Linked DNA regions of Mus musculus: region 2 is linked to region 1. Evidence: chromatin loops called from intact Hi-C (ENCODE). Cell type or tissue: heart. All regions are shown on one strand.

Region 1 (2,500 bases):
CAGAAGAGGAAGGAGGCAGAGGAGTCAGGTGCCTATGAGCCTAGGACTTGCCAGAGGACACAGAGGACAGTCCTCCCCAGAGGATTGTTGTCCTTCTTTCTGGGAATTACAGAGCTGCCTGACAGGTCCAACATAGGCTGGGGTTGACTAGTCACAGACATCCTGTCTAGGGTCTGTTACATTTTTAGGGATCCACAAAACTATATTTTTGGAGCTGAGGATGTGGCTTGAGAAGACTGTTTGCCTAACGTTCATAAAGTCCTGGATTGAACCCCCAGTACCAAATAATCCAGGTGCAGTGGGTGGCCCACACCTGTAATCCTGGTTCTTGGGGAAGTATTGTAAGGAGAAAGGGGTTTGAAGTTATCCTTGGCTACATAGCGAGTTCAAAGCCAGCCTGAGATACATAAAATAATGTCTTAAAAATATTTATATTTTGTTAAAAGAGGAAGGACCCTTAAAAATAAAGTGTCTGAGACCATTCTGTGGTGATACTATGTGGGAGAGAGAGCTCCTTCCAAAGCTAACAACTCACCCTGGACTCTCGGGTATCTTCATTGTGGCTGAGGCAGGGGCACACCTGGCACAACAGAATGTGGCCACCTGCGCCAGAATTTGGCACAAAGGAGCCAATAAAACAAGACGATTTCCCAATGATTTCCGGGTCGGAGGAGATTCCCGGGTGCAGGCTGAGAATAAAAGGCTTGCAGACACTCTGGAGCAAAGGGCACTGTGGGGCTAGAGAAGCGATCGATCCATCCGAATCCTTGAGAAGTGTGAGACAAAGTAATGAATGCTATGTCCACGAGACTAGGAGAGGGAGAGTTCTATCTTTACAAACCATTAGACACGTTTCTTTCTATTTTTGCTGAGCAAGAAGCGTAGGCTCATTAAAGGTTGAGGAACTTGCTGGGATTGCAGAGATTGAGGTTTCCCTTGCTGCAGATCTGACCTATCCCTACTCCGTCACACATTCTGGGAACTCCCCTAAGCCATTGCGGAACCACGGGGAGGTCCAAAAGGGCAGAGTCCATGGAGACCGCTCTGTGGTTCCTCGTTGCTGTCCCGTCTTCTCCCTTCCTGCTCCCTGAGAAAATGTCCTACCAGAACAGATCCCAAGAAAGATCTACTTTCCTAAGCTTCAAGGCCGCTTTTTTGTATATTGATGTGTTTTGAGACAGAATCTCTGTATAGTACAGATGGGGACCGAACTCTCGATCTTTCTGTCTTAGTCTATAAGGACATGAAGGACAGTGGTCATTCCAAAAGCCCCCTGTTACTGCACGAGGTCTGGCTGTCAGGAATGAGGCTCGGCCCCTTTAAGTCCCAACTGGGAACGCCTCGGACTAGCTTCCCGGATCTGTTAACCCGGGAAGCTGGTGCTGCAGCGACCTCCAAGCTCCTGTCCCCGAGGTGCCCCGCCCTACGCGCCGGTTGCTTCCTGGAGCCACAGGGCCTCGGCGTGGGGAAAATGAGCCGCATCTACCAGGATAGCGCCCTCCGCAACAAGGCCGTGCAGAGCGCGCGCCTGCCGGGAACCTGGGACCCTGCCACCCACCAAGGGTAGGATGTGCTCTGTCCATCCGGTTGCTGGCCAGAGATGGGTTGCACTTTCTTCCGCGGCTGACCAGGGGTGGGTTGTACTCTGTCCACCGGGCCAGGGACTCCGCTACTGGCCAGAGGTGGGCTGTGCTTCCCTCCCCTTCCCACATTGTTAGCCAGATGTGGACTGGGCAAGGGAACTGCCAGGATTGGCTGAGTCGGGGCCCTGGCCCCTACTATGGCCAGCCGTAGTGGCCTGGGAGCATCCCTGGGGCCTGGGCTCCCTGGAGCATCCCTGAGGCCTCTGTCGAACTCAAGATCTGAGTCCTGCTCAAAGATTGATGGGGGTTGGGGGTGTAGGGGACACTGGGGAGAGAAACTGGGGTTGCCAAAACCACCCCAGGCATCCAGCTGGCTCTTCCCAAGGTCCCTGGCCAACACACGCTGGGAAGACAGATAAACTTGAAATTCCCGCCTGCAAGAATATCCACTGGAGGGATGCCCAGACTCCCAAATGGAACTACAGAGGCGGTGCTGGGGTTCCCACTGACCTCCGTCTTTTCCCCACACCAGGGCTCTAAACTCTAGCCATCTGTCACACTGCATCACTGGTGACCAGTTTGTGGTGTGGCAGGAACAATAGAGGGAGGGTGGGAATATCCGGAGGGTAATAAGCAGGATGGACAATTTCATTTACAGTCAGAAACAACAAGAATTATTCTACATGAAAGAAGCCAGGCCCAGAAAACCAAAATATCGCGTCATCTAGGAAGTGGAATCTAAAGTCCAACTCATAAGGTCTCCAGTGGAGCAGGTTCAGTCAAAGGGGGAATAAGTTCTGAGGATATAATGTATACATAAATTTGGTGGTGTGAGTCATTATGCAATGTGTACATATCAAGTTTTCTTGATAAATGCCTTCGATATAACCTGTCTTTGTCAGTTAAATATTTTTGGA
Region 2 (2,500 bases), 180 kb before region 1:
AGAACTGGGAATCTCGTAGAAGGGCTCTCAGACTGTTCTGGAACATGCTGCCCCAGGCCAGACTTTCCTATTCCTTTCCTCAGTCCCTGGAGGGACCCAGATGTCTCTCCTTTGCATATACTCTCTGTACTGGATCCCAGAACCAAATCTGTGACTCGGATGGATTGAGACTCCAGGAGGGAAGCTTTGATGTTGGCAGTTCAAGGCCACTTTCCTGGCATAGCTCCACCTGACAACACTGTGAAGCTGGGTTGGGAAGCTGGGAGCACAGGGCAGAAAGGTTGCTCTCATCTGGAGTGAGTTGGTGTGACTGGGAGAGCTGGGGTGGATTTGTGATATTTGATACACAAAACCCAGACTTCAGTGACCCCTACTTCAAGAAAATGAACAGTGATGGATTTAGCTTGTATGTTTCTGTTTGTTTCCCCACGCAAACAGGTAAACTAGGAGCTGTTGGGCTGGGTTGTGGATGGACCTTTGCCTAGGATATAGGAGACATGGGCTTTCCTTCAGGGCTACATAACTACTAGCATAGAATATAATTAACTTGGGCAGTGGTTGTACTATTGAAGGATGAACATACCTCAAACCTTTACACACAAATGTCACAGAAGTCTCCTGGCAGGCACTCTTATGTCCAGAAGAGACAGAGTCGGCCATGATGAAGGACTTTGGGGCTAGGAGTTTGGCCTAGTCAGGAGCAGAAGGAGGATTTCCAGCCGCCCCCCCCCCCGCCCCGCCCCGCAGCGTCTCATATAGCCCAGGCTGGTCTAGAACTTGGTATGTAGCCTAACTTCTCATCCTCTTGCCTCCACCGTACTTGGCATTTCAACTCTCGATCCTGGTTAGTCCACCCAACTGGACGCTACCTGGGGGAGACCCAAGTTGCCATGGTCTAGGTTCAAGACGGCAAAGCTTGTCATTGTCTTGATGAAAGCGCCTCAGGTCCGTCGGTCAGCTAAACGCAAAGGACGCAGGGGACTAAGGCGACGTGTCTGCAGCTGACATTCTAACGGAAGCGGGGAGTCTTGCAGCCGTGAGCCCCCGCGGCCCGATGGGTCTCCCCGGTACCTGATGCTTTGAGGATATATGGAGGCTCCCAGAAAGCGCGGGCTCAGCACTGGGGCCGCCTGAGCTCTGGAACAGGCCCAAGGGTGTCGAGCAGGCTCCTGCCCTGGCGTGGACCCGCCTTCTCCCGGGTGAGACCCAATGGGGCGGCAGGTTCTGCAGCTCCGCCCCGGTTGGGTCCCAGCCACCAGGGCCAGCCTAGAGTCCCCACCGCACAGCCCGGTGCAGCGGCGTGCTCGGACCTCGCGTGCTCGGGATGGCCGGCTACCTGCGGGCTGTGAGCTCGCTCTGCAGAGCCTCGGGCTCAGCGCGGACCTGGGCACCGGCAGCACTGACTGTCCCCAGCTGGCCGGAGCAGCCGCGGCGCCACTGTGAGTGTCGCACCGGGGGGCGGGCTCGCGTGCAGCGCTGCGACGTGGCGACGTCCCGGGAGGGGGACCCTGGAGTGCCACTCGCGACACGCCGGCGGTCGGGGAACAGCGGCGTGCGGGTTACAAAGGGCCGGGAGGTGGCCTTACACCGAGCTCCCGCGCCCCGCGCGCCTGGGCCGCTGCAGGCGCAGGGGTGGGGACCCAGGGGATAGTGGCAGCTGGTGGCCTGGGGCGGGATTGCTGGGTCCTATCAGGGCTGGGGTTCTCCAGGTATTCCGGGGGAGCATTTCCAGAGGTACCTGGACCCAGGGTGGGGTATCATGACTGCCTTGGGCCTTTGGAGGGGACAAGCGACCAAGAGGGGCTGGAGCGGCCTGCTGCAGCCCTAGGCAGAGGAGGGTCACCTCGCGCTCCCGGCTCAGACAAAGGCGAGGAGGAGAGGCCTCCACTTCCCCTTCTCTCCAATCCCTGCGTACTCTGGTCCCTCCTCTCCAACAGGCCCACGTCAGCTATTTTTGGAACCTTTACTCGACAGCTGGAGGAATGTCCTTCCATTTTTCCCGCTTTTGTTTCTCTGCCACTCCCCCACCCTTCGCTGCGCAGGACGCTCAGTCTGGGCCCTCTCCTGGCCCCTTGCTGGGCCAACCACGAGCTGCTGCATGTGAGTGGGTCCTGCCTGGCATACAAGCTGTGGAGACCTGGCACTGCACGCATATTGTCATTTTTCTGCAGTCAGTCGTTCCCATGAGATCTCTGCGTTGCCTTCAGCTTACTTCTTAGACGTGAAGGCGCAACTCCGGACAAAATAATCAGGGTTTTAGAGTCTCCATTACTAACAGATTGCCCAACCTGGCATGTGGGCATCTTTCATACCCTTGCTACTCAGCGCCTTGCTACAAAAGGCACGGAACAATGTAGAGCACTTGGTGGCCTCTTTTGATGCCTGTTGCCACGGAAATTCTATCCTGACCTGGCTCAAAACCCCTTGGGGTTAGCCAGAGGAATGAGGAAGAGGGGGTGGGTTTGGCTATGGGGTTTGTTCTGGCTAGAGTGGTAATCGT

The links. Hi-C counts contacts between places; a loop is a spot of excess contacts. Peaks named below come from ENCODE experiments on the same cell type or tissue, not always from the same donor. Only the 100,000 strongest peaks of a DNase experiment are listed, where the experiment ranks them.
Region 2: it touches region 1 in a loop (2.3-fold over the local background); 3 of 42 quality-filtered maps call a loop at or near these places.

What each region holds. Positions count from the first base shown.
Region 1 is chr7:79,934,216-79,936,715 of GRCm38, reverse strand. It overlaps Arpin (actin-related protein 2/3 complex inhibitor), which reads left to right and starts at 1,452. Exons shown (of 6, transcript NM_027420.4): 1 at 1,452-1,563. The coding sequence starts at 1,472. Gm31966 (a long non-coding RNA gene) reads right to left here and starts at 1,277. Exons shown (of 3, transcript XR_391645.4): 1 at 536-1,277. In heart, a CTCF peak has its summit at 1,432; DNase peaks (open chromatin) are centred at 675, 995, 1,415 and 1,985; H3K4me3 peaks cover 1,901 bases; H3K27ac peaks cover 1,771 bases.
Region 2 is chr7:80,114,101-80,116,600 of GRCm38, reverse strand. Idh2 (isocitrate dehydrogenase 2 (NADP+), mitochondrial) reads left to right here and starts at 1,251. Exons shown (of 11, transcript NM_173011.2): 1 at 1,251-1,439. The coding sequence starts at 1,325. In heart, CTCF peaks have their summits at 1,165 and 1,364; DNase peaks (open chromatin) are centred at 1,210 and 1,850; H3K4me3 peaks cover 2,177 bases; H3K27ac peaks cover 2,500 bases.